2 separate regions of the Homo sapiens genome follow, and region 2 is linked to region 1. A link is an interaction called in ENCODE POLR2A ChIA-PET data of the cell type or tissue named here. Cell type or tissue: CD4-positive, alpha-beta T cell. All regions are shown on one strand.

Evidence for each region. ChIA-PET counts read pairs that join two places held together with the same protein. Peaks named below come from ENCODE experiments on the same cell type or tissue, not always from the same donor. Only the 100,000 strongest peaks of a DNase experiment are listed, where the experiment ranks them.
Region 2: POLR2A ChIA-PET joins it to region 1 with 5 read pairs; 23 of 35 experiments call an interaction of 5 or more read pairs at or near these places.

The regions. Positions count from the first base shown.
Region 1 is chr17:8,153,203-8,155,702 of GRCh38, forward strand. No RefSeq gene overlaps it. Among named protein-coding and RNA genes, the nearest start is that of PER1, 2.0 kb to the left of the region's middle. RefSeq lists enhancers at 1,075-1,855, 1,107-1,246. In CD4-positive, alpha-beta T cell, no CTCF peak of the experiment used is centred here; DNase peaks (open chromatin) are centred at 489, 1,149 and 2,479; H3K4me3 peaks cover 1,757 bases; H3K27ac peaks cover 2,500 bases.
Region 2 is chr17:8,242,459-8,244,958 of GRCh38, forward strand. CTC1 (CST telomere replication complex component 1) reads right to left here. Exons shown (of 23, transcript NM_025099.6): 2 at 527-690. Among named protein-coding and RNA genes, the nearest start is that of CTC1, 4.3 kb to the right of the region's middle. In CD4-positive, alpha-beta T cell, a CTCF peak has its summit at 1,471; a DNase peak (open chromatin) is centred at 1,553; H3K27ac peaks cover 380 bases.

The DNA.
Region 1 (2,500 bases):
AAAGTGGGGGCCAGGAAGCCAGGACTACAGAGGGACCAAGGGGATGGCCCAGAGAAGAGGCCAGCTGGGGCCCTAGACAGAGAAATGTGGGGTGGCAAGGGCTTCATATTTCCACTGCTTGGAAAAGAGAAAGCCAAACTCCAGGGGCCCAGACGGAACGTCATCTGTCTCATTCACTGTAGTCTCCAGAGCCCAGGACAGGACCTGACACATGGCAAGTGATCGATAAACATGATTTTTTTTTTTTTAAACAAGGATAGGTTGGGGAGGTGGGAAAAGAGTGTCAACAGGAGAAAGGGGGCTGGGAATTCTGATTCTCTAAAAGAGATGAGTAGTCCTAGAAAGAGAACAGGGGCACGATTTGCAGGCAATAAAATGTTAGTCTGGGCTCAGGAGAGCTGCAGTTACACAGCCCCCTCCATCCAGGACCGTGATGAGTAGTTCCTCGCAGGGCTCCCTGGAAACGTGGGTAGTAGATGAACAGGCCTCCAAGCAGCTGCTGACATAATCATTGTGGGGGCACTCCCCTCACTGTCACGTGGCCTAAGCTTTCCTGAACAATGAGGGAAGGGTGAAGGGGAGGGCTCTGTGGAAAAGCTGAGACAAGATCGTGTTATAAATTAACCCAGAAAAATCGAAACAGGAAAACAAAAGATTCAGGAGCCTGGAGGCCGGGCGCGGTGGCCTGTAATCCCAGCACTTTGGGAGGCCCAGGCAGGCGGATCACCTGAGGTAGCGAGTTCGAGACCAGCCTGACCAACATGGAGAAACCCCGTCTCTATTAAAAAAAAAAAAAAAGATTCAGGAGCTTGGATTCTCAGTCTCCTCTCCCTGAAAATGATCCTCTCCACCCCAACTCATACTGTGGCTTTGGCCTTATCTCGTTTGCAGATACCTCTTCCCTGGAAACATGGTTTTTCTCCCCCTTCAGGGATTTAGGTGTGATCTCCCCTAACCCAGGCAGTCCTTGATCTCCCGCCTCCATCTCCCTGTCTTTTGCATAGACAAAAGGCTCCAGCCCTCCAGCAGCCCCCGCTTGCTCCCAAGACTCTTGTTGTCCTGCTTCACCGTCCCCACAGTAACCAGGCCCTGCTGCCGTCAATGGAGGCGAGGGGGCGGGAGACAGCAGTGACGTCAAAGCGGAAGAAGGGGGCGGGGCGAAGCTGCCTCGGAATGTGGGGCAGGGAGGCTGGAGAGACTGGAGAGGCAGCGGTTTGGGAGGCGGCCAGCCCGAGAGGGCGGCGGCCAGCGCACTTGGGAACATCATGTTCTCTTGGCTGGTGGCCCAGGACATGCACCCAGCCTGGGCGCCTCCCCCAACAAAACGACAGCCGTCCTGTCCCAAAGCCAGGGATTCCTGGAGAGAGGATTAGTAGGAAGGGGGCCCCCTCCCCACACCTCCCCCCACCACGCCTGGCTCTCTTTTCAGGACTCCCATCTGCCCGCTCCTCAGCTTGTTCCTGCAGCTCTGGCTTTTCCTCTCTCCCAAACTGTACACATCTGCTGGCCTGGTACCAAAGACCCAGGGCGGAGAAGTTGGAGGTCCTGTCTCTGGGAGAGAACACGACGCACCTTTGCTACCTTCCAGAAGCCCCTTCAGAGCCTGAATCTCTTATTATGACAGCGGGCGGGGGGAAAGGGAGAGGGGCGCGGACAGGGAGGAGAAGGGGCCTAGGATGAAAAAATCAAACTGGGACAGAGCAAGTGGCCCAGTCTAGGGCCTGGATCCTGGGAGAGGGCTAGAAGGGAGGAATGAGGGAATTTGGACTGCTGCCTGAAGACCAAAAGAGCCAGGAAGAGAGAAATGGGACGCCATCAAAACTTGCAGAAAAACTTGAGAATATGAGACTAGTTCCCAGCCACAGCATTCACATAAATCTCTCACCATAACCCAGGCATTATGCTAAGCACTTTATATTATCTTATTTCATCCCCAGAACAACCCCGTGAGATAGGTATTATTATCCCCATTCCATGGGGGATAACTAAGGCACGGAAGTTACTAAACTTGTCCAGTGCCTCATAACATGGTCTCAAGCTCTTAACAAATGGAGCCCAGGATTCAAAAATCTGAACTCTAATAATGGCTTGTCATTCTGGTTTCTTACCCTTGAGGAACCTGTGAGGTGTTAACCAACCTGTAAGCTGCATTCCAGCACTGGCAAACCTGGCCTCTCAAATATCCAGCCAATTCTAAGTTTGGTGCCAGGAACACAGACTCCATCCAACCCCTTTCTCTGCCTTAGGCCTGATCCGAAGCCACTGTTTGCACTCCCCACACACTTAACATCATAGCCCGTTTTCCCAGGCTCACAAAGTGCTTGAGATCACCCAAGCAGCCACCAGCCCCAATGATTTCCTACGAAGCCCACTTCCTCACTTTTCTACTTTACCTCAGGCCAACTTTACCAGACGCCTGGCCTGGTTGTTTGTACAGACAGATACCAAAACACCCTGTTGGTGCCTCCCCACCTCTAGGGGCTCAGGAAGACGTGCACAG
Region 2 (2,500 bases), 89 kb after region 1:
ACTTAGCTATGAACCCCTTTTCTTGTGCTTTACTAACGTTGCCTAGAACACTTTTGGAAATGATAGTGTAGAGAGAAAAAAAAAAAAAAAAAAAAATATATATATATATATATATATATATACACATATATATATAAACACACTCTCGGAAGCCCTAAAACTCACATCTTAAACACAATGATCTGCACTTGGTAATGTCAAACAGTTCTCTGTATCTTTGTTTCCCAATACACAAAATAAAGATAACACCAGCCTCTTTCCCCACTTCGAGAGTTCTTTTTCCAAATTTTCTTTCTCTCTTCCCCTCTTCCTCTCTTTTTCTTTAATCTTAAGCCAATTCAGGAGAACTTTAGGAAAAGGAAAGCTTGATAGTGTTAGAAAAGCTCTGCAGAAGGGGTATGTTTAGACTACCTTGTCCTCCGCTCACTCTCTCACTTGCCCTTTTTCTAATTATAGAACCTTACTTTTCAATCCTGAATTCAATACCTGCCCCTGCCCAGCCCCCGCAACCGCCACCTCTCCTTACCTATAGCTGAGGGGCAGTGTAGAACCTTGGTTCCTTCCCTGGGACAACCAGACAGTCTTCACACAATCAATTACCAATGGAGTCAACTGGACATTAGGCTCCTTGACAGCTGGACACAGGGTCTTTTGGATGAAGACCTGAGCATCCTCAAGCCAGGCTTGTTCCTGAGGAAAGTGAATTTAGTTAAAACATCTTGACTATCCGGCCCACCAAGGAAACTTGGGAAGAATAAAGGACTAGAAAAAAATATCCGGGCCGGGTGCGGTGGCTCACGCCTGTAATCCCAACACTTTGGGAGGCTGAGGCAGGCGGATCACTTGAGGTTGGGAGTTCGAGACCAGCCTGACCAACATGGTGAAACCCTGTCTCTACTAAAAACACAAAATTAGCTGGGGGTGGTGGTGCACACCTATAATTCCAGCTACTTGGGAGGCTGAGGCAGGAGAATTGCTTGAACCCAGGAGGCGGAGGTTGTGGTGAGCCAAGATCGAGCCATTGCACTCCAGCCTGGGCAACAAGAGGGAAACTCCGTCTCAAAAAAAAAAAAAAGAAAAGAATATCCAGAGGGCACATGAAATGAAGATCAAAAGTAAAGGAATTTAGAACTTGAAGAAACCTTAAAAGTCTTAGTCCAGCCATACCGTAGACAGCTGGCCATCCAGCTTTGGTCTTGCCCCTTTCTCTAACAAACTTGTACTCATGCCATCTTACATGGAATCTGGTTCTAAAGTCAGTACGTTGAAGACCAAGAATGGACAAAAACATTGTTGAACAATCCTTTAAACCGTTCATAAAGAACAGGACAGGCTGGGTGCAGTGGCTCACGCTTGTAATCCCAGCACTTTGGGAGGCCAAAGAGGGTGGATTGCTTGAGTCCAGGAGTTCAAGTACAGCCTGGACAACATGGCGAAATCATGTCTCTACAAAAATACAAAAAGCCAGGCGTGGTGGCACATGCCTGTGCTTCCAGCTACTCGGGAGGCTGAGATGGGAGGATCACCTGAGCCTGGGGCGGTTGAAACTTCAGTGAACCCAGATGGCGCCACTGCACTCTGGCCTGGGTGACAGAGTGAGACACTGTCTCAAAAAAACCAAAACCAAAAATGAGTAAGACATAGTGCCATACTATGTATAAGTGCCTAATAGTGGACAGTACATAAAAAGGACATAGGCAGAGTATAATTTTTAATCATCTCCTTTTTTTATTCAAAGGTATGCATTTCCCACAAACTAAATATATGCAAGATACAACCTCACTTGATTTGTTTCCTGTTGTCTTTTCAGCTAAGGTGTGGGCTTCCTGAGGAGGATATGGACTATCTTTGTATACCTGACACAGATTCTGGACACACACTTGCCATGATATGTAGATAACTTTAGGGAAAAGGACCAGTTTGGCCTACTCCCAGTGCTAGGCAGCTTTAACACACTTGGCAGTAGGCCCTTTATCCTTCTCCCTTAATGCTACTTCTAAGCCATTACAGCTCCTTCCCTGGTCCTCCAATGCTCATATATTAACATCCTGGTCAATCTTTCACATTCCTCTTTTTTTTTTTTTGGAGACGGAGTCTTGCTTTGTCGCCCAGGCTGGAGTGCAATGGCGCAATCTCGGCTCACCGCAACCTCCGCCTTCCGGGTTCAAGTGATTCTCCTGTCTCAGCCTCCCAAGTAGCTGGGATTACAGGCATCCACCACCACACCCAGCTAATTTTTTATATTTTTAGTAGAGACGAAGTTTCACCATGTTGGCCAAGCTAGTTTCGAACTCCTGAACTCAAGTGATCCGCCCGCCTCAGCCTCCCAAAGTGCCAGGATTACACACGTGAGCCACCACGCCTGGCCTTTCACATTCTTCTAATCTTAAGGAGCTCGAAAAGAGCTAGAAAAGCCAGTCTTCCATGGAATCAACCTAAATGCACATCAACAGTAGACTGGATAAAGAAAATGTGGTACATATACACCATGGAATACTAC